Linked DNA regions of Homo sapiens: regions 1, 2, 4, 5, 6 and 7 are each linked to region 3. A link is a loop called in an ENCODE intact Hi-C map of the cell type or tissue named here. Cell type or tissue: mammary epithelial cell. All regions are shown on one strand. Region 1 overlaps THRB (thyroid hormone receptor beta). Region 2 has its middle 190 kb from the start of THRB. Region 3 holds the start of THRB (thyroid hormone receptor beta). Region 4 has its middle 53 kb from the start of NR1D2. Region 5 has its middle 150 kb from the start of THRB. Region 6 overlaps THRB (thyroid hormone receptor beta). Region 7 has its middle 89 kb from the start of THRB.

The links. A loop is a pair of places that touch in the nucleus more often than their neighbours do. Peaks named below come from ENCODE experiments on the same cell type or tissue, not always from the same donor. Only the 100,000 strongest peaks of a DNase experiment are listed, where the experiment ranks them.
Region 1: it touches region 3 in a loop (9-fold over the local background); 65 of 110 quality-filtered maps call a loop at or near these places.
Region 2: a loop joins it to region 3, with 6 times the contacts of the local background. A loop is called at or near these places in 11 of 110 quality-filtered maps.
Region 4: it touches region 3 in a loop (9-fold over the local background); 23 of 110 quality-filtered maps call a loop at or near these places.
Region 5: a loop joins it to region 3, with 15 times the contacts of the local background. A loop is called at or near these places in 11 of 110 quality-filtered maps.
Region 6: it touches region 3 in a loop (6-fold over the local background); 47 of 110 quality-filtered maps call a loop at or near these places.
Region 7: it touches region 3 in a loop (6-fold over the local background); 9 of 110 quality-filtered maps call a loop at or near these places.

The regions. Positions count from the first base shown.
Region 1 is chr3:24,263,131-24,267,130 of GRCh38, reverse strand. All of the region lies in intron 3 of THRB (thyroid hormone receptor beta), which reads left to right. Among named protein-coding and RNA genes, the nearest start is that of THRB-AS2, 110 kb to the right of the region's middle. In mammary epithelial cell, a CTCF peak has its summit at 2,270 (motif pointing left); no DNase peak of the experiment used is centred here.
Region 2 is chr3:24,681,479-24,685,478 of GRCh38, reverse strand. No RefSeq gene overlaps it. Among named protein-coding and RNA genes, the nearest start is that of THRB, 190 kb to the right of the region's middle. In mammary epithelial cell, a CTCF peak has its summit at 1,503 (motif pointing right); a DNase peak (open chromatin) is centred at 3,178.
Region 3 is chr3:24,494,785-24,498,784 of GRCh38, reverse strand. THRB (thyroid hormone receptor beta) reads left to right here and starts at 3,935. Exons shown (of 11, transcript NM_001354712.2): 1 at 3,935-4,000. The region is part of intron 1 of THRB-AS1 (THRB antisense RNA 1); the gene reads right to left. RefSeq lists a silencer at 1,952-2,157. In mammary epithelial cell, CTCF peaks have their summits at 2,028 (motif pointing right), 3,011 and 3,543; DNase peaks (open chromatin) are centred at 3,164 and 3,764; H3K4me3 peaks cover 1,212 bases; H3K27ac peaks cover 1,033 bases.
Region 4 is chr3:23,996,638-24,000,637 of GRCh38, reverse strand. No RefSeq gene overlaps it. Among named protein-coding and RNA genes, the nearest start is that of NR1D2, 53 kb to the right of the region's middle. In mammary epithelial cell, a CTCF peak has its summit at 1,518; no DNase peak of the experiment used is centred here.
Region 5 is chr3:24,638,598-24,642,597 of GRCh38, reverse strand. No RefSeq gene overlaps it. Among named protein-coding and RNA genes, the nearest start is that of THRB, 150 kb to the right of the region's middle. In mammary epithelial cell, a CTCF peak has its summit at 2,119 (motif pointing right); no DNase peak of the experiment used is centred here.
Region 6 is chr3:24,363,520-24,367,519 of GRCh38, reverse strand. All of the region lies in intron 1 of THRB (thyroid hormone receptor beta), which reads left to right. Among named protein-coding and RNA genes, the nearest start is that of THRB-AS1, 130 kb to the left of the region's middle. In mammary epithelial cell, a CTCF peak has its summit at 2,226; a DNase peak (open chromatin) is centred at 2,209; H3K27ac peaks cover 1,341 bases.
Region 7 is chr3:24,581,583-24,585,582 of GRCh38, reverse strand. No RefSeq gene overlaps it. Among named protein-coding and RNA genes, the nearest start is that of THRB, 89 kb to the right of the region's middle. In mammary epithelial cell, a CTCF peak has its summit at 2,410 (motif pointing right); no DNase peak of the experiment used is centred here.

The DNA of each region.
Region 1 (4,000 bases), 230 kb after region 3:
GGTTCTCAGTTTGTTTCTCTCGTTCTGTCCCCCCTTTTCATCCCTTTTCATCTTATTCTGTTCTTTTATAATCTTCTTTTAATCTTATTTTATTTAATTAAGTATTCAGGGGAAACTTTCTTATTTTTCTTGGGTTATGTTTTCTTTATAGATGGAGCTATTCTATTTCTTCTCTCTTTTTCTCTCTCTCTCCTCCACCTCTCTCCTCCCTCTCTTCCTTCCTCGTCCTGTCCTCCTTTTCTGTCTTCCTCTCTTTCCTCCATCCATAGGTTCATGTTATATCTTTTCATCTTATTTATGTTTAATATGGAAGGTCTGTCCAGATTTTTTCACTCTACTAGAGTATGGGTGAATTTTTATTGGCATTTTCTCCATGTCATCTCAAAATCCTTCATCTTCCTCACTGAGTACATTTTGTGGACTGGGTATTAGCTTCCAACATCAGTGTGTTGCCTTTGCTGGGGACCTGGGCTTGGCTGGCTCCCTCTTTAAATCCCATTCGATGTGCTAAACCCGAGTCCCTTCCATCAGCTGCAGTGGATCCTGTGGCTGTGGGCTTCAGCTCTTTCACTAATTTGGGTCAGAGCCCTGCCTCTGCCAAGGTTTCATGACTGTACACAAGAGCTCCTGTTTTCTAAGGTGTTTTTCTTGACTTTTTCCAAGCCTGCCTCTTCACTACCCTCAGATCATTTCTTCCCAAGTCTAAAGTCATCATTAGAGATTCTTTGGATTCGGCCCACTCCCTTTCTTTCCTCAGTATTGTCTCAGAGGTGGAGGAGCTGGAGCCACACCGCCACAGCCCAGCTATTCCTACTCTTTAGCCAAAACATTTTAAGATGAGGATATGGCGTTACACTCCTTTCTTGGTTTTGTGGCTCCTGGCAACACTTTGTTTTGACTTGTTTTATTTTAATATATGTTTTTGTTCATTCATTAAGTGTTAAAAGAGGGCAGAGACTCTATGATCTAACTTCACTCTACAAAATTATCTTTTCTCCCTGTCATCTCAAAAACCCTATCAATTTCTATACAAAATGCAGTACTAAACAGATTTTGAAAGTTTAGGGAAGATTAAAATTTCAATGCCAGATATTTAATTTCATTATTATGACTGTGAAATAGATGCATTCTTTGCAGAAATTTTAATACAAAAAAGTATTATAAAGAAAATACAGACATTCATTCTCATATTATTTTTGATATTCTTATACTAATTTGCTTATCTGTGCATAGTTCTTAAAAATTGGGTTCAAACTTCATATATCATTTTTATTTTGTTGCTTGTCTTTCCTCTAACAGTACCCTATGAGTATGTAACGTAGCCTTACATATTCCTTGAAATGATATTTTAATAATTTTGAAGCAAATTAATACACTCAAATAATCTACGATTGGACATTTATGCTATTTATAATTTTTGTTAACATTAATGCTGGGATGAACATCCTTCTATATAAATCTTAGGATGTATTTCCTTTAAAATATGTTAGTAATACTTTTTAATGAAGACATTTCTAAGATAAGTATTCTTTGCCTTAGCAAAATAATTTAATGGACATTATTATAAACCTTGATTATTATACAGTACCATATAAGTAGATAAAGAGAAATCCTGCACCTGATTAGACTTAGAACATAAAATTTTGAATAAATTTAAATATATGTCCCTCACTAATTTTTCCTCATAATTTCAAGGTCTAAAATCATGTGATTTCTGATCAATTCTTTACTGAGAAGCACTGAGACATTTCCTAAATTATTTTCATTATTTCCAAAAAATACCACTTTTAATGTCTTGATCAGTGCCCTTTGGCTTTTTCTTCAGAGTTCAAAGTAGCATAGTGATTCAGTGAACAAACTCCAGGATCAGAAAGGCCTGGGAGCTGCTCATTACTTGCATGATCTAATGTTCCCTCCTCACCTCTTTCTTCACTTTCTTTCACTGCCCTTCTTTCTGTCCCCCAAGTAGACCAAGACCATGTCCAATTTGGTCCCTCCTATTTTTTCCAGTGTAATACTCTTCCCCCCAGTCTACTGATGGCTAACCCTTTTTTATCCAAAGGTCAGTTCTCCACTCAGTTAATGTTCCCATTAACTTTCCCCTCGAGGCATTCTCTGTCTAATTACTCTGCTTTATTTTCTTCATAGTATGCGTTATCACTCAAAAGTATCTTAATAATGGCTCCCATTGATGGTATTATTAGCTTACCTCATCACCCACAATTCCCTTCCACCCACCTACGGTTCTGGGGCCCTCTGCTGTAAGGAGGACTGCCCTCTTGTGGACTTTTAGGATATTGCTACTAAAAGCACAAAGTCCAGTTTTTTTTTTTTTGCAACAAGATTGCTGTTTTAGGGGGTTCTCTAAGTGTCAAATATTTGAAACATTGATTTTCAGGTTTATTCTTTTTTTGATTAATTGAAGTTTTTAATCTACCTGGAACAAGAATAACTTAAAATGTGAAATGACCTTGGTAATAACGATAGTTCTGTTTAATGAATGTTTTGTCAGTAGCAACCACTGTCGTAAACTAAATGAGATAATATATGAAAAATCACTTAGGACAGTCTAAGTGATTTTTCATATATTATCTCATTTAGTTTACGCATTGTCAGCTGGGAAAACAAGGAGATAATTTAAGACATATAAAGAAAGCTTTTCCAAGTGTCAGGGTAAAGCTGATTCCCTATGTCCAAACTTTGTCTGCAACTTTTCAGGAAAAACAAACAAACAAACAAAAAATTTAAGAGGTACAATAAACACAGTTATTTTTTTAAGCACCAAGGGGGCCTGGGTTCTCTACTCAACTCTGACCCTAATTATTGTGTGTCATTTAGAAATTTGTCTTTTCAAGGCCCTAGTTTCTTCAAACGTAAAATGAAGCTTTGCAGAGAGCTCATGTTCAAAGGTCCTGAGGCAGAAGAAACAGTGATATATTTGAGGAAAAGAAGGAGGTCTGTGAGACTAGAATGGAGTGAGTGAGGAAAAACAGCCAGAGATGCAATCAGGGGGAATGGGGAACTTGGTTTTTACCCTGAGTGTGACAGGAAAGCATTGCAGGGTTTGGTGCCCAGGGATTAAATGAACTGACATGTAATTTGGCCAATAGACATTAATGTCAGTAAGACATAAATATGTTCTGCCAATGCCAAGCAGGAGCAAAAACATCATTTTTTCATCTTTCCTCAGTTCAGTGCCTCCAAAACTCTAAGAACTGAGACATCACTTTGGATGATGACATAGGACTTGTGTACTTATTACATGTAGTATCAACTGTCCATTAATACTTTTAAAACCCATGCTTTCCAACAAAGTTACTTCTTTAAAGCTTCCAGAGGTCATCTTTAATTTATGAATGAAAGATATGTTCTAAAAATAAGCTATGTACTAGTATAATTATCTATGTCTATATTTAAGTCAGCAAGTATCTATTCTATAAATGTTTATTGAGTGCCCACTCTGTCTAGGCCATGGTGCTGGTATGGAAGGAATGCCAGCAAAAAAAAAAAAAGGCCTGTAACCCCAATCCACATGAAGTTTACTATCTAGTGTGTCATTAAGTCATTTCCAGTATAATCTCCAAAAATAATTGAGGGTGAAAAGCCAAAATTTAAATACTAGGAAACTGGACATATAAGATATATTATGCATATTGGTGACATCATAATATAATTTTAAAAGCGTGGACTTTAGGATCTGACACATTCTGCTTCAACTTCTTGTTAACTATGTGATCTTGAGCAAGCCACTTTACCTCTCTGTGCAACTGTCTCCTCATTTGGTAAACAGAGATAATGCTCCCTAATTCACAGTGGTTTTGTAAGGATTAAATAAGATAATGTGTATAAAGAGTCTGGCATACACATTCGGTACATGGCAGCTGTTGGGTGAAAAAGAACAGGAAAGGAGAGAGAAGAAAATTGGAAGCAGTCCAGCAGGCAAGGTGGGATTGGAAGAATGCCAAAAGTAGCAAAATATTTTAATGTTGCACATAAATGA
Region 2 (4,000 bases), 190 kb before region 3:
TTGAATATTAAATTTTTTTTTCAACTAACACTTTTCAAACTAATTTTGAAGCATTTATTCATTGTATCCTTTAATCAACAAATCCTGTTCAGTCATCTTTTGTGTACTGGTTACCACTGTGTGTTGAGAATAAACACTAATTACATGTTGACTTTGGATAAATAAAAATATTCAGTTAACTCTTCCGAAGCCTGCATTTTATTTTTCTGTTCTCCATTTTTTAAACTGTTACTTTGACTTGAAGATGTGGCTATGATTATTTGGAGTCTCTTTCAGCCTTTTATTCATTATTTATAATTTTGTGTTTGATTTTTATATAACAGACTTTTTCTTCACAGATGGGTAGGTGCTATGGTTTGAATGTACCCACCCAAACTCATTTGTTGGAAACTTAATCTGCAATGCAGCAATGTTAAGAGGTGAGATCCTTAAGAGGGCAAAGCCCTTCTTAATGAAGTAATGCTGTTATGGTGGGAGTAGGTTAGCTACAGCGGGAGTGGTCTCCTGATAAAAGGACAAGTTTGGGCCTCTTCCCTCCTCTTGCATGGTCTGTTTCTCTTTCGCCTTCTGCCGTAGGATAACGCAGCATGAGAGCCCTCACAGGTGTGGGCTCCTTGACCTTGAACTTGCCAGCCTCCAGCATTGTCAGAAACCTCAGTTCTTTATAAATTACCCAGTCACAGGTACTCTGTTATAGCAGCAGAAAACACACTAAAACAGTAGAATTGACCTGGGTTCTACAGGAAAACATTTGCGAGACTGGAGATTAAAAAGAAAGTGAGATCATCCACCCAACCCCCCATCTCCCGTCAAAGTCAGATCCCTAAGGCAGAGGTCCCATAGATCAGGTTACAGAGAAGGTGGCAACTGAAGGAGTGGGCCAGTGCTTGCCAGGCTTACTTCTGTAGAGAAGCTATAGAGCTGGAGTTTTGTAGAAAATCACCATGACTAGTGGATGGGCAGAAAAGTTGAGGATCATCCTAGAAATGGATCTAAGAAATGATTGTTAGCAGTGATAATGAAACTGATTTCTATCAATTACAAGTGTAATGTGAGCAAATACTTGATGATACAAGAAAATCAGCAACAATAGCCACAGTCAAGTGGTCATTTCAAAAGGAAATTTTTTAAATAGCATTTTTTTCTTTCAATACCTGATACCACAGCAACCAATGATTCTAAGTAAATATCCAATTTAATAAAATTACATCTTGGTTTCCCATTAAATATAAAATGTAAATTAATATATATTCACGGTCATGTTTTTAACAATGTCACATACTACAAATTTTAGAAACAAACATTTAACAGAAATGAAATACTCTGGTATATAAAAAGAATCATAAACCTTTGTTTTGTCCTGAATATTAAATAAAAAATAACAAGTTTCCTAAGAATGTGATAATGATCTGAGCAGTAAAGACCTTGAAAGCTAAACAAATTTTGTAGAAATGACTATTGAGATCTGGCACAATTGAATGAAAATGTGGCTCAGAAGTACCACCAGATGGCAGGAGAGGAAAAAGAATTCCAAGCGCAACAAGATGCTCAGTTTGCGTGCCAGGGGGTGACATTTTTTAAAATAAATATTTGCCTGCTAAGCCGTCAGCTTAATATTTCCTCCTCTCCAGCTATTGTGAGGACATATAAAGTCTCTGAAATTAAGTCAGGATTTCAGGACATTTTGCAAAAACCTCTGTAGTGGAAACTTGATGCATCTCTTAACTGAAATTCAGCCATGGAAAATGCCGGTAGGCATCACACCTATGAGTCCCAGGGGCCTCCAGGATCGGCCTTGTAGTCTTGGTCCTGCCATTAACTGGGAGCAAGATTGGGAGCAAGTCACATGACCTAAGCTCTCTGGGTGGCAGATTCTTTTTTTTTTTTAATTGAGTACATCAACTACTGCATAATACTCAAGACCTTATAATTTTTTTTAAAAAAAGGGGCGTCCTCTGAATACTTTTCTAACTTTTTCTTCCTTTTAGGCAATATTTAACAAGATCTGTACTACTATCTAAGATTTCAGAGTTAATGGCCTTGATATAGAGCTGCCACATTGCCCAACTCCACGGTGCCATTGTCATACAATCTTTGCAAACACAGCAGCGGCCAGTTATGCCTTGAACCTCCTGAGTAGCTGCGTTCAGTGGCCCTGCGCTGTTGAACTGCAGGTCAAAGAGCTTAGTGATCTACAGATTCTCTGAAAGTATTTACAACAGCCCCAAATTGCAATTCCTTTATAATTTCCCTAGGCAACTTTTTTGAAAAGGCATGTGTGTGTCTGCGTATGTGTCTATGAGGAATGCATTACATTATGATATGATATGACTTGACTTTGACTCACAAAGTCAGAATTTCAAAGTTTGAATTCTTTCTTTATCCCTTACTTAGCTGTATGGCTTAAAGCAAATTACTTAAATCCTCTGTGCTTCAATTTTCTCATCTACAAAGTGGGGTTAACAATAATTTCTATTAAGTAAAATTATTGTGAACAGGGCAATAAAACTTTCATAATCACTTTGATAGTCTTACCTTACAAAATAGTAAGCACATTTTCAAAAGGACATATGTTCCTTATTAAATATAGGCAATTGTTTTTAAAATATTTGAGGATTTTATCATTTTGTTGTAAAATTGATTAATATTAATTTCAATTTTGCGGTTTTCCTTTCATATTTTTTTATCTTTTTTTTTTTTTTTGAGATGGAGTTTTGCTCTTTTTGCCCAGGCTGGAGTGCAACGGCGCAATCTTGGCTCACTGCAACTTTCATCTCCCGGGTTCAGGCCATTCCCCTACCTCAGCCTCCCAAGTAGCTGGGATTAGCATGCACCACCATGCCCGGCTAATTTTTTGTACATATATATATATATATTTTTTTTTAGTAGAGATGGGGTTTCACCATGTTGGTCAGCTGGTCTTGAAGTCCAGACCTCAGGTGATCCACCCACCTCGGTCTCCCAGAGTGCTGGGATTTACAGGCATGAGCCACCGCGCCTGGCCTCCTTTCATGTTTTCGCCAAGTCTCTCATACCTTGTTTTTGAGCCATAGACCATAGACACTGTGCCTGTAGCGGTAATAGATAATACATCTCTCACTGAAGTTTAAATGAGCTAATCCACATGAAGTGCTTCAAACTGTGCTGACCCATAAAAAGCTTTCAACGAATGTCAGCTGAGATTATTCATCATCTTGATTTCCTAACTCCTGAGGCTATCCTGAGACATAAGAAAAGACCAACAAGAACCAGAATGTTGGCTAGCTAGCTAATAGTTCCTAACCCTGGCTGCATATTTGAGTCGCTCACAGATTTTAAAATCCTGATACCCAGGCCACTTGCCGACTCAGTTACAACAGACTCTGGGAGTGGAAGTTGGGCACTGGTAGTTGTAATGCTACCCAGATGATTCCAATGAACAAAGCTGAAATCACTTAGCCAAGCACAGAGGTATACATTCTTCATGCGCCTCCACAGTCATTAATTCGCCTCTTTCAAAAATAAGAATGTTTTTCTTAAAGCCACGGTTCTCAAAGATTAGTCCCCAGACTAGCAACATTGGCATCATTCGGGAACCTAGAAAAACCCACATTCTCAAGCCCCACTGAATCAGAAATTCTGGAGGCCCAGCTATTTGTCTTCTAACAGACTTTCTGACACACAGTACCTTTTGAAAACCACTAAAGAGACACATCTATATTCTGTCAACTCTCAAGATTTCATAATTGACTATTTAAAAAAAATAATTCTAGGACAACAGGGCTTGAAAATGTCCAATATAATTTGGGTCACAGTACAACATTTAATTTTCTTCATAGAGTTGACAAGCAGAGTCTTAACACCTCCATCTCAAACCACTCGCTCAGGTTTAACAGTCACACTTCAAACAAACAGATTCAATTGTCAAAATTATCTTTCTTCATATACTATATGTTCAACTCACCCAGTCCATACTCAGTTTTCTCAAGAGCTGAAGGTGTAGCGAGTGGAGTCAGAATTT
Region 3 (4,000 bases):
TACTTGTTCCACTCACACATAGCATTCTTGTTGCCCCATAAGCACAGAATCCCTGTGGGCACACAATGTGTGGGAGTTCTGCAAAACTCAAATTGAGTATGAGGTAAGCATGTCACATCAATGACTAAGTGAGGACACTGACAACCCCAAAATGGGGTTTGCCACGCTTTCCATTCCAACCAAAGCCTGATTTGAATGCAAAAAGAAGGTAACAACCAAGGAAACTTTCTCTGTCTTTTCTTATGTTAATACTTCTCTGTAACCACTTAGTTTGAAAATGATGACATAGAAGGAAAGAGAAAGATAAGGCAACCTATAGTTCCTTTTCCTTTCTGGTCTCCTTTATTCAAAAGTAAGCCAAAGGCAGAGTGTTGGTAAAAACGGGCATATATCAAGATATGAAATAAAAAAGTTAGTTTTGTGCTGTGAATTAGAGTGTACTTGAATTAGATAATTTTGACCCTGTCATCTTCCCCAAGAAGCTGTCTTTCCTGAAGGGTTGGAGTTCTTACCCAGCTGCTATGGACCAGAATCACTGGAGCCCTCATAGAAAAAATAAGTTCCAAGAACTAACAATGAACAGACAGAAGCAGAATCTCCAGGGCTAGGTCAGGTGGCTGCACAGCCAGCTTGAGAAGTAGCTGAATAAGCAAAACAATACCAGGGGTTCCAGTCCCAATACTCCCTGGCAAAATGTGGTCCATCTTTGATGGATTGGTTCAAGTGCCACCATTTTCCATGAAATCTTCCCTGATTTTTCCCTCCCCTCACGCCCACGTCTCTAACTCCCTGACCCCAAATCCTTCACTATATATTAATTATCTTTGACATCTAGGACATTCTAACTTGAACTTTGCTTCTCTGAAAAGACTCTGGTAACACTGAGGGCATAGCAGGGCAGGGACTAGGTTTAGGCAAGTGAGGCACTCATCCCTGGTGTGAAATTTAAGGGGATGCCAAAAAAGAAAAAAAAAAAAGCCTCAGTAAATCAGGAGAAATATTTTAATGCACTATTTTAAAAATCAAAATTAATGCAACAATTATTCATGATGAACAATACATCAAAATTTTAAATAAAGGCAGGCTCAGACCCTGCACTTGTATCACTGGCCTCACTCACTTCTGCCCAATCCGAGCCCTATGAGGTTCTGTTTCATTCATTTTCTTACACCAGTAGTTGCTAAATAAATAAATATATGAATGAATTGCTTTCTTGAACTGAGTCATCAGCTTAAAGGTATAGATCCTGGTAATGAGGATGTCTATGGTGAAATATGGGAATGGGTCCTGGAAACAGCCTTGGTGTGCCCTCTCAAGTCAGCTGGAACACATGACCACATAATCTAAAGTTTGAATAAATGTTCTTCCTTCAATCAAGTCATCATGACATTCTCCTCCATTGTCCTACCTTGTGTAAAACCAGAAAAATAAATGACATGATCTCTTGGTAACCCTTCTTTACCATCATCATGCAGCCTGTAGGACAGCCCTCAGAGGTCCTGTTCAAAATGGAACCCTAGTAGTTCACGTTATCATTAACATTGCAGTAAAACTGCCCTCCCCCATTGTTGTAGAACATTGTTACTACCACAGTCTCATGGATTGTTTGAATAATGCCACGCCCTTTATTTATTTCATGCTTTAATTGGCTCATTTCTGAATTTTCTGGGCAAAATGAGATCAGAAAGACAAAGCCCTTGAACAAAGAGAAGCAACAGTTTTTGTTACATTTCATTTTGTCCTCTGTATGTCTCCTTCTTAAATAATTTAGCTCCAAGTTATACTCAGGAAGAGAAAAAAATTAAAAGTTCCAGTAGGCCGAGAAGCCCATGATCCACCGTGTTGAAGGAAGATTTGCTTCACCTCACCACCCCCCAACCCCCTCCCGCCCCCCCGCGGTAATACTAAGCTGTTCACACGCTGTGAAGAAGACCCGAAGACTAGGTTGTCAACTGTTGGGGCCTACCTGCGCCAGACTTCTTCCTCAGTGGCCAGCTTTCTCACCCCCCGTTAGCCACCAGGGGGCCGCCTGCTTGGAACAAGTGGTGTAGACGCCACAGCTTTTCTCCAAACCAACCAAAACATTCCGGGGCAGCTTTGGAGCAAAGCCCAGGAACTTCCCTGCAAAGGAGAACAGCTCTCCAACTACAGAAGCCTGCAAGTCCTATGGTGCAGACTTATTAAGAGTAGAGAAGAAAGCACGGACTTCTCACCGAGGACCAAAGGGAAATGGGGTCTCTGGGGCCTGCAACTTTCTTAAAAGTGCATCAGTGAAACCCTGCTTATCCAGCGGGGTGGTTGTTAATGCTGTCAGCAGGGGTGGGGGGCCTCTCACCCCTTTCCCTGGGACGCTCAGAAGAAGCGAGAATAAAACATACATGTCACTGGCTGGAAATCTAGAGAACCTTCCAATAAATAACCTATACATTGTCAGGCAGCTGAGGATCCATATCGTCATAACTCTATTATACTGCGTGTTACACGAATAGATGTGAATATTAAATTATGATGTCGGAATTATTTTAATACTGTCTATAAGAAATTAATTGTACTCTGTTGTCAAAGTAGTTTTGTTGCAACTATAGTTCCTTATTGACTACCTTTTAGCTGAGTGAGGACTCGGTATTTCCCAAGTATCCTTCTAGCTCAGAAAGCAAGTCTCTTCCTGGTCTCCAGGACTTAAGGTCGGGGGCATTTGAGAGACCTATATTTGCCCGGGAAAGATCTCTTGAAGAGTATACATTATTTTTGTCTTCCTGGTTTTATCTATACATTTCCAGGGCAAAGACAAATTAATAGGGCGGCCGTTCTGGGACCTGAGGAGTGTCTCAGCCCTGTACGCGCCTCTCCCACGATATGCATAATGGCGGTGGGGGCGGGGGTGTCCTCCTTAAGGGCAACCCAGGCACGTCCCAAACTTCCATTCGTGGGGTGGCCGTGGTGGTTAAGAGAGCTGCCAGATGGTCGGACCAGCGGAGGCCCCAAGAAGAGCCAGAGCGCCCTGTATTCCCGACACGCGCCACAAGTGGTTTAGGAGCGGAGGGAGGAGCGCTGCGGCACGGGTCGGGCCGGTCGGGCCGGGCAAAGAAGGCCGAGACGTGCTCCTGGAAGACTCGCCCTCCGGTCCCGGTGTCACTCGTTCCCCATTCTTTCCTCTTCTCCAACTAGAGTAATGACGCCCAAACCCGCACCTATGCGCGCAGGCAATCGGGTGGGTGGACGCGCGGCCACCAAACCCACAGCACCGTCACCAACCCTGGGAGGGCACGGCCGGGATTAGGAGGAGGGGGAGCGCCCACACCTGGGGAGGCAGGTGCGGAGGCGGCCGGCCCGGGGACCTCGAGTGCGTAGGACTCGGGGTCGGGGTCGGGGTCGGCAAGCCGGGCGCTGTGAGCGCGTCGGAGCGCTGGCCCGGAGCCTGGCAGGGGGCGTCTGTACCGGCTGGGCAGCCCGGGGCGGTGGCGATGGCTGGCGGCGGCGGCGGGGTGTGCGCCAGGAGGCCATTTCCTCGCTGCGCCCCTGGCGGAGCCGGGTTTGCCTGCTCTTGGCCGCCGCCGCCACCGCCGCGCAAGTCGGACAGCCGTGAGGGCTGGAGGGGAAACCAGGTCACCGGTTCGCAGACGCGGCGCGGAGCAGGCGCCCCGGGCCCGGAGTAAGACAGCGCCCGGGAAGCGGGCCGGGGCGGGCCGGGCACGCGGGGGACCCGGAGAGGCGGGGACTCTGGTGCCCCAGCCGCAGTAGCTTCCTACGCCTATAAAAGTGGAGAGACCGGGGAGGTGCGGCGCGGCCCTGGCTGCGGCCGCCTCTCTTCGCCCAAGGAGTTGACATTTTGCAGGACTCGCGCGACGCCCAGTCGCCGGCGCTCCCCGGGACCCCGCCGCCGGGAGGAGGGGGCGGAGGAGGGTGGAGACTGCGGGGCTTGGCCAAGGAAGGCGCACATCCTCGGGCGGGCGGCCGTGACGCGGCGGGGATTAACTTTGCATGAATAATGTGAGTGCGC
Region 4 (4,000 bases), 500 kb after region 3:
CAGTTTCTACATCTGTTGAGTGGGAGAACAAATCATACTTTGTACAGTCATGGGGAAGATTAAGTGAGAAGATTAAGAATGTAAAGAGCCATAGAAGCAAGTATATACCAGGTGTTCAACAAATATCTGCCCACTTGGTCCTCCTCTTCCTCCTCCTCCATTCATTAAATATCTGATTCTGACCATATATAACTGCAGGAGGATGAAAACCAAAGCCATAACCATAACCAAATCAAATAGAAAACTTTTTCTGCAAAAGTATGTCAGTGGTTCTCAAAATCAGATCCCTGGACCAAGAGCATTAGCATCACCCAGAATTTGTTAAAAATGTACATTTTATTACCTCACCCCAGACCCACTAAACCAGAAATTCTGAGAGTGGGACCCAGCAATCTATGTTTTAAGAAAGTTTGGCACCATTGATACACACCAATGTTTCCGAACCACTTGTATGATAGTTCTTTCATTGCATCAATTTAATTCATATATTACATAGACTGTGGCTAGGTCTAAACAATCAATCTAACAATTGCTCATTCTCTTTTGTTTTATAGAGTGCCTTCAGATTAACTTATTCTGATTAAATCTCTCTCCAGGAAAGAGTAAACCAAGTAAAATGGTGTTACATTAAAAACGTTACAGAAAAAAGACTAGCTAAGCTATTTATGTGATACAGAAAGATAAATGTAGAGAAGTTCTTCTTGAGAAAACTATTTTAATGGCCAAGTAGAGAGAGTGAAGCCTAAATTGGAAGCATTATCCCTAATCCCAATAGCAGGTTAGCACAAGTGACCCTTCAAAAATCCAACCATTTTCACAATAAATACTTTTTTCTTTTAATTTAGCTGTTTCTATTCCAATCCCTTTAACTAAAGTTTAATTACTAATTCAGCTGTCCTGTATTCCTGACCTGAAATTTTTGGAAACTATAAGGCAATTTTGATTTAGAAACCAGGCACTTGTCATTAGGTGCAAACGTTTACGTGCTGAAGACCTCAAACTATTGAAAGTTACAAAACAAGAACTGGGTGTGGGTTGGGCAGCTGAAACCAATTATGCAGATTTGGCATCTAAAGAAAATGGTACATCTGAATACTTAGAATGAGTCCCAATTATATTCCAGTTGTTTTCATTTTTTCCAATTGCTGCAACACTCCTCCACATCCCTCTCCCAGGGCGGTACTCCTCCATCCTTGCTTGCAGATGATTTCAATTGTTTTCCATTTTTTTAATCTTCTCTTTTATCTCAGATGCTTTTCCTTCCTTCCTCATTTCATCATTTTTTTAACAAGACAGTCATGCATCTGATGATTCTACAGATGCAGGGATTTTTCTTCCTGTCCTTGAAGTGACAGCTTGTCTTTCCCCTCAAGTGTCTTTGTCGCAATGCCTGATAAACTGTTTATTTTTCCTAACGGCTTTCCTTTTTAGCCTGAAAAACAAACATTAACCAAAAACCTCCTTGTTTCACTAAATTGTCACTTTCAATGCAATCCCTGGTGCTGGAGCGCCGCCTGCTGAGTAAATGAGAATTAGCAGGTCATAGTGCCTTTGGTTTAGCAGCAGAAAAAATAATGGGCCATTTTATCATCAACAGATTCTTCAGAAATGACTGACTGGTGTAACATTCTGGATATTGTTCCTTCCCCAACAATGCTGCTGAAGTCATTGTACATTATTTATAAGAACCCAAAGTATTTTTAAAACTGCTTATTTTAGGCTGGGCGCGGTGGCTCACGCCTATAATCCCAGCACTTTGGGAGGCCGAGGCGGGCGGATCATGAGGTCAGGAGATCGAGACCATCCTGGCTAACACGGTGAAACCCCGTCTCTACTAAAAATACAAAAATATTAGCCGGGCGTGGTGGCGGGCGCCTGTAGTCCCAGCTACTCGGGAGGCTGAGGCAGGAGAATGGCGTGAACCCGGGAGGCAGATTTTGCAGTGAGTGGAGATCAGGCCACTGCACTCCAGCCTGGGTGACAGAGCGAGACTCCATCTCAAAAAAAAAAAAAAAAACCTGCATACTTTAGCACCATCTACTAAAAACTCAGCAAAATGTCCTCCATAGAATAGGTGCTCAATAAAAACTTGTAGATAGCAGTTTATTAATATCATGTGAAAACATTTATCAAACTGTATTTCAGTTGTCTACTTCTCTTTCTCCCTAAAAAACCGTAGGGCTCCTTGAGGGGGAAAAAAACATACACGTTTTTTTAAAAAACCTATATATTGGCCGAGTGTGGTGGCTGACACCTGTAATCTCAGTACTTTGGGAGGCCAAGGCGGGCAGATCACTTGAGGTCAGGAGTTTGAAACCAGCCTGGCCAATATGGTGAAATCCCATCTCTACTAAAAATACAAAAATTAGCCGGGCGTTCTTGCAGGCGCCTGTAATCCCAGCTACTCAGGAGGCTGAAGCAGGAGAATCGCTTGAACCTGGGAGGCAGAGGTTGCAGTGAGCCAAGATTGCACCATAGAACCCCAGCCTGGGCTACAGAGAGAGACTCAGTCTTTAAAACAAAACAAAACAACAACAACAAAAAAGATATATTTCACTGTAGGTATTCAAAATACATTTGAAGAATACTGATTAAATAATTCTAAATATTTAATAGTCATCATCTCTAGCGCCCATTATGTGCTAAGAACTGTTCTAGCTATTCAACAAACATTTTCTCTAATCCTTAAAACCTGCCCGACAATTTTTGGAAAAAGCTCATCAGCTGTAACTTGACGTCCCAGCTGAACGCAAAACCCTCATTTCCAGGGCTTCTCTGTTACTCTGACACATTCTTTGCACCTGGTTTTTCAGAAGCTTACATTTTATTTTTTTTTTGTTTTTGTTTTTTGTTTTTGTTTGTTTGGTTGGTTTTTTTGTTTGTTTGTTTTTTTGAGACACAGTCTCACTCTGTTGCACAGGCTGGAGTGCAGTGACGCGATCTCGGCTCATTGCAAGCTCCACATCCTGGGTTCACAACATTCTCCTTCCTCAGCCTCCCAAGTAGCTGGGACTACAGGTGCCCGCCACCATGCTTGGGTAATTTTCTTGTATTTTTAGTAGAGAAGGGTTTCACCATGTTGTCCAGGCTGGTCTCGAACTCCTAACCTCAGGTTATCTGCCCACCTCGGCCTCCTAAAGTTCTGGGATTACAGGCCTGAGCCAGCGCATCCAGCCCGGAAACTTACATTTTCAACAGTAGCTTGAGACATTTTCCTGTCAGTGGTCCTTACACAAGGTGAGAAATCATGCACTGACAAAAATTACAAACCCAGGTGTAGTAGATGAAAGAAATGGCCGCCAATTCTTTCCCTCCTTGTACCTACACCCTAGTAATGTGACACTGTAACTCCTTCCATCAAGGAGTAAAGTGTTTTTCTCCCCTTCTTGAATCTGGACTGGCCTTGAGATTTTCTTGGGCCTATACCTCAAAAAACCTTGCATGCGTCTGTTCTCATGCATGGAACCCTGAGCTGCCATGAGAATGAGCTAGCATGGGAAAGAGTGAGTGATCACATGGAGAAAGACTGGCCATCTCAGCCGAACCCATGGTCAGTCAACCCAGCCAAACTATCAGCTGACTAGAGACACATGAGCAAGTGCATCCAAGACCATCCAAACTCAACCTGGACCAGAAGCTCTTCCCAGCTTATCCCAGCCCAAATTAAAGAACAACCTTCAGAATCGTTAGCTAAATAAATAGCTATAATGCCATATAAACCAGAAACATCACCTATTATATATTATAGCCTTAAACGGTTAACTTGAATCTAATCAAGACTCAGATCTAACTTCCAGTTCACAGGAAATGTAAGATAAAGGAACAAGCTAACTGATGTTTTGAGGTGAGGCAGGAATACATAAATACACACATAGACACACGCCACACACACACCAATTTACACTCTTACTTTAATGGGTTAAGTTAGCCAAAAGTAGTCTCAAAAAATTTTTAAAAGGATCAAATTCATGTCCCAGAATTGCCCAGAATGTTTACAGTG
Region 5 (4,000 bases), 140 kb before region 3:
TCCCCAGACCTACTGAGTCAGAATTTGCATTTTAGCTAGCTCCCCAGGTGACTCTCATGCACATTGAAATTTAAGAAGGCCTGCCCTAAAAACAGGGCCAAATGGTGGAAAGTGGATACCTAAACAACATATAAACAGGTAAGTTTTGTAGAAGGAAAATTGGCTGAGGGAAAACAGTCACTAGTTAGTTCTGAACCACATCTGCCATGCTATTCCTTTATAAAAGCACCACTTCTAATTGAGTCTGAATGTCTAAGGTGTATGGACTTAATAAAATCTTGAGTCTTTTAGGTCAAAAGGCATTGTTGATTTTTTTTTCCTTAATATGGATGCCTTTAGTGTTTTTAAGAAGTATATTTTTAAAAATATATTTCACCCCTCCTGTCCAGTGCTTTAAAAATAATAACTTTGGGAAAGGAGAATGGAGGTGAATTCCTTGCTTTTGATCATCCGTGTTTCTTAAGAGTGCCATTCTCTTTTATCTGCACTGAAGCGAGTTGTAGTTCCAATAAAATTGTGGACTCTTGGGGGTATCAGTGACCCCTGCTTCTTCAGTCACAGACATAACATGACTTATTTTGAGGCCATTAGAATTCTGAGCTCATGGTGCACTGGCAAATGGGATCTCTGCTCATAGGCATTCTCCTTTTCCCCATCAGGTTCAAAGATAAAATCATTAAGATTTTCAAGAAAGCAGTAGCAGAGCGTTGAACCAAGCATGAGTTCTTTCTTGGAGGCTACTTCCTTCCTAATGGTTCTATCCAGGAAGTTGGGCTCAAGGACCTTCTATTTTATTACTTCCTGTTGCCACTATCCCAGTTCTAAAGGAATTGTTTATCTAGTTTTGAAAATGAAAGCAAATCTTTCCCCTTTAGTTTTTCCTAAACCTTGTGTCTATACCCAGAATTCTCTCCATTTCCCTAAAGGCTTAAACCATTTGCTCAGACCGACCAAGAAAGCACATGGGCTTTGTGTGTCCCTATCTCTGCCCCTATTTCTTGACTCTTTTCCAGGTTGGCCACTGTGGAGGAGCTTTCTGGGATCTTCCTTGTGTTTTCTGGCGCCTTACTTCCCCTGCTGGTTTTACCTGTTTGATAGATAATTGGTAAAGAACACCTAGCCTATCCTGGCTTTTTTTTCTAGAGTCTGGTTTTGACCATTTTGTTTCCAGTTGCAAAGTCACTACCCAGATCAGATTTCTTAGGACTAGAACAGCTTGATTAAGTCTTCCAGGTGTGGAGAGGCTCTGGAAATGTGCTCAGGCAGCTTTATTCTCAAGAACTAATGCATTATGGTTAAATAGGGCTGTATAGGTCAAAATAAATTGGCTCCATGGAAGAGTTAAAGATGCAATGAAAACTATGCCATTTATTCCTAATTTTGTAATAAAATATGACTGACACCAAATAAAATATGACTGACACCAAATTTCTCCTTCAACACACATTCTTTAAAAAAAACTCGATAAAATCATTCTTATTGAGAACAGATTTTGATGTTTCTTTTAGCTCCTTAAATAAATAACCAGATTTCTTTTAAACACAAATTATACGGATATAGTTAATTATATGTAAATGAAAATGTATTTAAAATATTTGATATTGCTGTGTAAGTAATTAGTCAGAAGCAATGTGAAAACCATATTGACTGAAAGTATTTTTATTTTAAAATTGTCTGCCTTGCAAAAGGAAACTGGCATAGACTACTGAAGGAATATTTCTCTCCTAAACACTTTATTGGACTGCCTGTGTACATAGAAAAAGCAGTCTCCCTATGTGAATATATGGGTGTTAAGGTAAATGGAGGGAACTTTAGAATCACTTACAATCATTTGTTTATAGTCATGGTTCATAGATGAAGGAAAAACAAATTCTGGCAAAGTAAAAACAAGTTTAATTGCCTTTCTCACCGTTATTATCTCATTAAAGTCAAGCGCTGAAAGCCTGACACTTCCAAGTAAGAGCAAATTACTTTGCATACATATCACTACCTGTTTCTTTATCAAAATTCAAGTGGGGAGCACTTGAGAAGAAAAAGAACATACGATTTTTAGGTCACAGGAATAAGGGTACAGAGAGAAGGTTGTGTATTGATAAAGGCTATTGCATTATGTCACTCCAGAGGGCACCATTTACACTGCATTCCACATCAGGCAACACAGTGACCCTGGCATTCATTTTCCCATTGTTTCTTAATGTTTCTTCTCATTTCCAAATTTGGAACAGAGGTTAGAAACATGGTGACTGCTTAGTTTTGGATCATCCCACTTCTCCTGGAAACCAAATAGAGCAACAAGGAGAACAAAAATAAAGTGATGAAATACATTTTTGGTGAAAGTAGGAGACAGAGAAAAATCCACAAACTCCAAATTATGTGTAAGTGTGGCCAAAAGAAACTGAGATCAGCAAGTCCTGTGCAGGAAGCTGTCACAGCGTACTGGGGTAGAACAGGGAATAGAGAGGAGGCCTTTTGGTATCAAATGTCAGAAATCAACAAATATCCCATTCTAAGGAAGACATATTTTAACAAATTAAATATAAGACAGTATAATTGCTGGAGAAGGTAGAGAAAGGCATGAAAATTTGGAGTAGAACCCAGAGAAGACAAATATCAAAAAGTGACACCTTAAAAAAATAAAAAGAAGAAGAAGAAGAAGAAAAAGAAAGAATGTTTTGGAAGACAGGGGCTATGTCTCCTGGTAGTAGCAGCCAGCGAAGGACCCTAAGGAGTTCAGGAATGGTGATAGAAGCATTCCAAAGTCCAGTCAGTTTCTTAGAGCCAAAGGAAGGCTGGCTACACAGCTTTATCAGCAAGAAACAATCCATCATGGTAGCAACAAAGGAAGAAAAAGCAGAAAAACCCTGGAAACTCATCTATTCCCACCGCCCACCTTGTACTCCACAGAGAGAGGAACTTCTGCAAATAACTAGTCCAGGACAATGCAAGTCATTCAAATTTGGTAACAGGAATAAAAATAAACTGATTTTCAGTTTTAGCTTTGACAAGTGAAGAGCTCAGGAGTCGTCACACCATCCTTATAACAAGCAAAGGCTGAACAAACTAAAAATCAATAACATATCTTAGATATATTAGAGAACTGAGGTTGCAAGGCAAGTCACCACCCTGAAATCTGGAGAGACAGGTGAATCTAGGTTGCTGGAGACTGAGTGTGGACTAACTTGAGAATGAGAATATCTTGGGGGCATGCCTTTTGGTAGGCTTTGCCTCCAGGAGTCATACCAACGTCTCACAGTGAAGATCCAAGAAGCCCCTCATGACTCTAGGAAGAGAAAGCAGAAAGAGTAATTATTGTGAAATATACCCAGAGTATTCTCCATAACAAAAGCCTATTCTCCAGGGGGAAAGAAACTGTAAGAGCTTTATCCCATCCAGTGGAAGGGCCTTCTCTGACTTCATCCTCCTCTAATCTGTCTCAACTAAAGGGTGGGGGTTAGGGAAGATAAACTAAAAAACATTTGAAGAGGTCATGGTCCAGGAACACAGGCTCTGAAAAAGAATAAAAATTAATCATAAGATTATAGAATGCTTTCCCTGTCCCATACCTTACCACTACAACAACAGGACTCTAGTAGAACGGTGAATTTAAACTATAAGAGCTGCAAGGTGCCCTCAGAGGAGGAGTTCTTAGGGAAGTTTGAAGACAATAAGAAGACAAAAACAATGACATCAGAGGAATTTGAAGCCTTTGGCAACTACAGCTACAAAAAACATGAAATATAGCCCAGTTCTTCGCCAAATTAACATAAAACTTTACACTAAAAGTTGATTTACTATTAACCAATTTATTATGTCTAGCTTTCAACAAAAAATTACAAGGTATGTTGAAAGGCAGAGAAAACAGTCCAAAGAGACAAAGTAAGCATCAGAACCAGACACAGATTATAGAATTATCAGATGGAGAATTTAAAATAAATATCATTAATATGTTAAGACCTCCAATGGAAAAAGTAGACAACACGCAAGAACAGATGAATAATAT
Region 6 (4,000 bases), 130 kb after region 3:
AAGGCTAGCTTACTAGACTGTGCAGTAACCCAGTATATCAAGCCTGAATGTTGGTATGTATCCATTGAGGAAATAAGCCTAAGGAATTGTTATTTCATGTCGCTGCTAATCCCAGTGTGGTTGATAAAGACCACAGGGTTTGCTACCCTGTCTGTAATTTCTAAACCAAAGAGGTTTGATACATAAAAGGGTTTTTACCATCCCTTACTCTAAATTGACTGAATGTTTAACCACCAGTCTGACTTTGAAGGCTTCCCCGATCTCTTGCCATGTACAAATGCTCAATCCCTCTTCAGTGTATTCGTTGACCTCTGTCCCTACTTCTAATTGCTGTGAAACATCTCCACGTCCTGCTTCCAGCCTATGCTGAAAGTTCTTTGAAGGTAGTAACTCTGACCATTTGTATACCAGATCAGTCCCTGCCATCCAGCTAGTGTTTAGCACACATTTGTTGAAGGAATTATGAATGTGTCATTAGTTTTTCAAATGTTGATTAGCATTATTTGAAAGTGAGAGGCTGTGGTACAGTCACAGAAAAAAAAATTGATTTGAAATCAGAAAACCTGATGAACAGCAGTACAAATAACTTGACTTCTAGGAATGGTGTGGTGGCTCACACCTGTAATCTCAGCACTTTGGGAGGCCGAAGTGGGTGGGTGGATCAAAAGGTCAGGAGATCAAGACCATCCTAGCCAACATGGTGAAACTTCATCTCTACTAAAAATACAAAAATTAACCTGGTGTGGTGGCATGTGCCTGTAATCCCAGCTTCTCGGGAGGCTGAGGCAGGAGAATTGCTTGAACCCGGGAGGCTGAGGCTGCAGTGAGCCGAGATGGTGCCACTGTACTCCAGCCTGGTGACAGAGAGAGACTCCTTCTCAAAAAAAAAAAAAAAAAAGTGAGAGGCTGTGCTATAGTCACAGAAAAAAAATGGATTTGAAATCAGAAAACCTGATGAATAGCAGTTCAGATAACTTGACTTCCGGATCCTTAAAATGATCAGAGTACACGTGCTTCCAGGAAGTAGAGAGACTGATAGGTTGATGGGCAAAGACATGAGTGAAGAGAGCAATCAGCAGCCGTTAGGCCTTGGTCCCTCACTCCCGCCATCGCTACCACCTGGTCATGACTGCCTGGAAGCATGGGGGTAACGATGAAGTAGAAGAGGACTTCTGGCTAGGATTCACCCCTTTCTAGTCTAAGATTGGCAATTCTCTCCATGTTCCCAGAAGGCAAGATGGCTACAATTAGTATAAGTAGAGAATGCTTGTTATATAGGAATAGTGTCTGATTCAACGATGGTTGATAGCTATAAGTACCATAGACATATGTGTATACTCTACTGCCAAAAACTGGAACTGGGTAGGGTAGTATTGTCAGACATAATTTGCTTTTTAATTTGGAAAAGGTAATAATGCATTTCAATATGCAAATAATATGTACCTAACCTAACTGGTTAATATTGGACATAGCCAAGTAAACAATTCTGACCTTCAAAATGCACAGGATTTTAGCCAATAAATTTAGTTGAAGTCAAAATACGCCCGATTAGAATATCTTATTTCCTCCTCTTAAGTTTTCCAAATGTGATAGAAGTTACTTGAATTTTCTTTTACATTGCTTTGACAATAGATTGAAATTATTGGTGGGAGAAATAGAAACTCTAAATGAATTAGTATTCCTCATGAGCTTCTAGAAGCCATTATAAAATAAGTAGTCAATAGGGAAGGAAATATAAGGCATAAGAATTATAAGGTATACTGTTTGATGAGACTTCCATAAAGTAATTGTACCATGCAGTTTTCAAACTTTTAAAGTTCAAACTCTTAAAAATAAAATTAAGGTTTCTAAGAAAATCAAATTAATTTTTTCCAGCTGATAAAGATTATCCATATGGCAATTGACTGCTGCTGTTTGCAGTTATCATATTTCTTTGTGATTCCCAAAGTGACAATCCAGTTTACAATAATAAGCTGGTAATGGATTTGCTCTTTACAAAGTATCTTATCTATGGCCCAAGTTTCTAAAGATTGAACTGCCCGGGGACCTTATAAAGCAGCCATGTTACTAAAGTTGTTTAAGCAGTTCCAGTCTGTTGAAAAGCTTTAGTTTATTTGTTTTTATAAAGTCCAGTGACACGAAGTTGGCTGGAGATTCTGTGGCATGAATCATTTCCTCCCTGCAGTCTGTCAGCTTGCAAACATGGGCAGAGGGAGTGCCTGTTCTGCCCTCTGCCTGTTCCTGCACACTCCCAAGCTTTTGCAAGTTGGTAGGGGGGTAAACTTGATGCAGTGACTCTTTGCTGGATTAGTGTACTCTTTCAAGTAACTGTTGGTGAATAAGGCAGGAAATTATGTTCCTGGATAAGAAATGACCAGGCTAATAATACATGTGGCAGGTAAATGATTTTTCTTATAAACACAGGGTTTAGAAATATGTTTTTGAATTAAGCAGTTTACCTGTAATATACAAGGTATACAAAATCCACTTCTGGCATATTCTGTATATATTTGGAAGTAACATATAAGTGCATAAGATTTTTGAAAATGGGCATTCTGATATGAAAAAGCTAGGTATTTACACATAGATATGTACATGTCTATGAGCTAAAATCTTATTGAAAATTATGTAATTTGATTTTTGGTATTTCTCTAAAGCAAAACTAAGTTTTCTAACATTTAAAATATCCTCATTAGGAGAAGTTTTCAAAACCTATTGTTCTCAGTTGTTTGTCCGAAAAACGTTACCTGTAGAGGCTGCTTTCTTTTATTTGTTTATTTTTATCCCTGTAATTTTTCACATGAGTACCCCCAAGAGCCCTTTCCCTAGAGAACAGTGTAAATCACACCAAATTATTATGTCTTGTTTGTACATGGATGATGAAGCAGAAAGATTTTGGGCTTTGGAATTAGAATGAAGTTTGAATTCTGATTTGTTTACTACCTACGTGACACAGAACAAGTTATTCAATCTTTTCAGATCTCAGTTTTCTCATCTGTAAAATGGGGATGACAACACCTACTTCATAGTTTTACTGTAAGAATTGGAATTCATTTGTGGAAAGTTATTTTTATATTATAGATCCTTACTATTAGCTATTATTACTAAAAATATAAAGTGCCTGACATATAGTAGACATTTAGAAAATGTGATTTTCTTCCATACTTCAACCACTGCATGACTTCACTCAGGTTGGCATAATCAAGTTATCATTCCATTAATATATCAAATGACTGAGGATACTGATAAGAACTCTTGATTATAGCTGATCTCTGTTTACATTTTGCTCATGCTCCTCTGATGCCATTTCCAAAGCTACCCCCTATCTCCTGGTTCATTTTTTACCACCATATGCTTTTCCATATTGGTTTGCCGTGTAGCCTTAAATGAATAAACATTTATATTAAGAGTGGCAAGGCCTTTATAACTGAACCCAGTATGTACTTTGTTTCATTAAGACTTAGGTAGAATTCTAATGTTTGCAGTTCAAGACAGTCATTTTGGATATGTGGATTGAACCTTGTATTACTTCTCAGACTCCATCCATCCTTAGTAATAAAGTGCATAATTTGGGACTCATATAAGAAATGGAAAATAATCACAAACTGTTTAAGTGTTTTTATGTATATTAGAGAAAGAATACTGCCACATTTTTCTAATTTCTTTGTTCCAAGCATAGAATTTTAGATTTTGCCACGAGCCGAATACACAGACATGACTTTTTTTTGGAAATTATGAAGTGTATTACTTGAAATTAATGAGCTTAAAATGTCAAGTCACTAGTATATTTCTTGTCTTTAAATTGTATGAAGGACATAAGAAACTCTTGTCTGTCAAACTCATCACAGAGTTGCCAAAAGATGTTTCCTGCTTATATATCTTTTCTTCAGACAACCTTCAAAAAGTGTTTGAAAAATTTTTTTTGATCTAGAGAAAATATTTTAATCTTCTATCCCTTGAGCTTCACGTTTTGGTTTAGCCAAACACCATACAAATGAAT
Region 7 (4,000 bases), 87 kb before region 3:
GAGCAAGTATAACGTCTGGACAAAGCTTACCTAGGAAATTCACAGAGCATGACAGGTTTCCTTACTTTGCTGCACTATGATATAATTAATTTGAGAAGGGACATTTGGAGCATCTTAGAAGTCTGCTTTAGGAACAGTGATCATAATATAGTAATTCCATCTCTGTTCTAGGGAAAAGAAGAATAACCACATGGGCCATGTTGTAAAGCGTCTTTGCCCAAAAAGGGCTTTTTCAAGAATTTTCACAATGGTAAATTAGTCATTTGCAACTTGAAACACATTTCCCTCTAGAAGTTATGCATAAATAGCAGTGTTTTCAGGTAGGAATTTCTTGCCAGAATTTCATGGGAAACGATTTTCCAAATCCTAGATTCCAAGAAAAATTGAAAAATCAGGAAAATAGGGAAAAGAATTATAATTCTCCTGCAAGAATTAAACCTTACCAATCAACCTAGACACCTCATTGGTTCTAAGAAATGCATAAATATCAAATCAGAAGCAAGAGAAGTAAAAACTGACACAAAAGATTGAAGGTAAAAGTCAAGGTTTTCAGGCACCATAACAGGTTTACATAGGAGAGAAACAGCCAGTCTAATCAGTCACTCTCGCTCGCAGCTGCCGTGTCGTGTGTATTCATAGCCTATACGTATGGTATCCTTCACACAAATCCTGTGAGAGGCATTCCATCGATCAAGTTTGAGAAACAAAATATATCCTTAAGTGGGGAATTTAGACACGTAGTTTAGTATTGTGTTGTTAACTTACTAGAAGATGTAAATGTAACATTATTTGAATACTACCAAACAATGTTCACTACCATTTTCCAGTATTTAAATATTCACTGTAGGCTACAGTTCTTAGTAAATATTTTTCTAAACTTAATATTTTTTATTTATTAATCAAATATTTCTAGGTAGCCACAATCATGCATTTTAAGAATATGAAGACTGTTGGACATATTTTAAGAATAACATAATTTTGGAAATTCCCAAGAATTCCAATTTCTTTTTCTGAATTCCAAATATTAAAATGTGTCAGAACTTGGAAATACTAGCAATTTTCTTTCCAGGCATAGCAAACAGACATTTATAGTATTGCCTGCCCAGCACTCCTCCCTTCTCCTGGACCCATGTCCTTCTCCCCTCCCCCCCACACAGCCATAGTAAAAGCTGTCATGCTCTTTCCCCTGGCCACACACGATTGGTCCAAAGATGATCACTAATGAGTTCTCTGAATTTTTTCACATTGGAACTAGGAAAAATAGTCTACTTCCACCTAAAGACAGAAGCTACGAAATGTAAACAGTACGGAGAGACATAGATGAGCAGCATGGAGAGACATAGATGAGGAGCATAGAGAGAAAGAGAGGAGGATGTCCAAGTACCAAGTTCCCATTGTCTATGAATCCACCTGCCCCTCTGTCTTTCCCATGGGTTGGTTGTTCAACTTTGCCCTCAACAACTATCATGGTTTCCTCCTCTTTGCTTAAGTACTTCAGGCTGGGTTCTGATTTTTACAATTAAATGAACAATTGATTAATACATGGTGTTAACTTATTTAATAATAATGTAGTTAAAATATTTGACCTCTGATCATAAAAAATTATAACTAACAATAACAATCGTAATAATAAAAAGAAAGATGACTTTTAAATGGCAATGCTACTGCAGCCGTGATGCAGCAAGTAATCATCAGATATCAATATCTTGGGGTGAGTTAAATTATCAGAACTCCAGGCTAACAGGGCAAGCTACAGGTTCCCAAAGCACCCTACCTTTCTTTTCTTTTCTTTTCTTTTTTTTTAACACATTCATCTGTTTCCCTGTTTAAGTGGTTTGTCTCACTCACAGCCTTTAAGCTGTGTTAAGTGTAGGAGTCATGACTACCTTCTTCATCGCTATATCCTCAGTACCTAGCACAGAGTCAGACACATAGCAGTTGCTCTACAAAGATTTGTAGAATGGGAACTAAGAAACACATAAAAGTAGCAGCACTCTGGGTATGTGGATGAGGAAAGACTGAGAGCTGGACATTGGACTTGACCCCGGTACCTTGACTGGTAAGAGGAAGGAAGGTTTATGCACTGAACAAAACTAAGGAAAATTCCAGACAACAGGACAATATTGGCGGCCTGACATTAAAGGGCCATGGTCATGAAAGGAGAGAGGAGAGATACCATCGATCACAGAACCGTCTGGAATAGCCCCCAAAAGGATCCCAGCCATCACGCAGCTTCAACAAGATCCACCAGTGTCAGCCTCGGGGATCTGGAGTAGTTCTTCCCCAATCCCCAACTCCAACCCACCATATGCTGAATTGGACCGGCAATAAATGGAATTATGAAGGCTCAGCAAAAAATTCACCTTGGATTTATTTGAAAGCAGAAGCCACAAGAGGGCAGAATGAATGCTGAGGTTGGGGCTTGTTGCCTGTCCTGTCTCAGCTGCCTTCAGTGATGGGGTTGTGAGGGTAGACAAAAAGTTACTGGAATTTTAAATTGGGGGGTTTTAGCTCAAGTGAACTTTTTTTCAAATGCTAAAAATGAAGGACTATCTCAGACTGGAGAGTTTACAGAGTAGATAAATACTTTAGGCTGATTGAAGATGAAGGAAAACGGGTTTTAAGGCTGAGAACTAGAGAAAGGCCAGGTCTTTAGAGCTTAGTGAATGCAATTCCAAGGAGTTTGTAACTTTATCCCCTAGACCGCTACTACTCAAAGTGTGGTCCGTGGGCAAGCAGCGTTGTCATCACTTGTTCAAAATACAGAATCTGGAGCCCAGACCTATTGAGTCAGAATCTGCACTTTAACAAAATGCCCAGATTGTTTGAGCTCACATTAAACTTGGAGAGGCATGAGTCTAGACAATGGGGAGTCATTAGAATTTCATGTGGGAAGTGTCATGATAAATTTATGTTTTAGAAAGGGGATTGTAGAAGATTGAGTAGGGGACTGGCATTGAGCCACAGACCAGTTAGAAGGATATGACAGCTGTTTAGGCATGAAACGTTACAGACTCAAACATCAAAATGAGAATTTTTTTAAAAAAAGCAGAAGCAGCATATACAATTAAGATATATTTGAAAGATAGAATCAGTAGGACTTGATGGTATATTAATTAGATATCAGGTTTAAAGAGGAGAGAGGGGAGAAGTACAGTAGGTGTATAGATTGTTTGCCAGATAGGCCAATGTGGCAAATAATGATACAACTCTTTTTAAGATCAAGAATACAGAAAGAAAAACAAGCATAGAAATAAAGAACTATGATTTTAGCTTTTGACATATTGACATCTTAGGTATGCCTAGAAAGCAGGTGGAAACACTGGTGGGAAAACCTCACAGCATGACTGTGAAAATTAAATAAGGCACTGTAGCAAAAACACGTGGCAAATCATCAAACACTACAAATACATTAAATAGCATTTTAAACAACTTAGAGGTTTTTGGCCAGGAGTGACGGCTCACGCCTGTAATTCCAGCACATTGGGAGGCTGAGGCAGGTGGATCACTTGAGGCGAGGAGTTTAAAACCAGCCTTGGCAACACAAGACTCTGTCTCTATAAAAAATACAAAAAGTAACTGGGTGTGGTGGCACACACCAGCAGTGCTACTCGGGAGACTGAGGTGGGAGGAGCGATTGAGCCTGGGAGGTTGAGGTTGCAAGTGAGCTGTGATCACGCTGCTGCACTCCAGCCTTGGTGACACAGGGAGACTCTTCTTAAAAATAAAACTAAGATAAAATAAAAACAACCTATAGGCTTCTTTGCAGTATGCTTTCTTTTATATTATCATTTTGGTTAGGTAAGGAAGGATTAAGAGGCATCATTATTATCCTTGTAAACCCTAATTTGGAGTTCTAATAGCAGACATGAAGGTGAATATCCAGCAACAAGGACAGCAAGGAAGAAACCTAAAAGAAGAGGAATAATTTGCAAACAGTTTAGTGATGATTGAAAAAAGTAATATATACACAACCAGAAGTCACCAATAGTATGTAGTA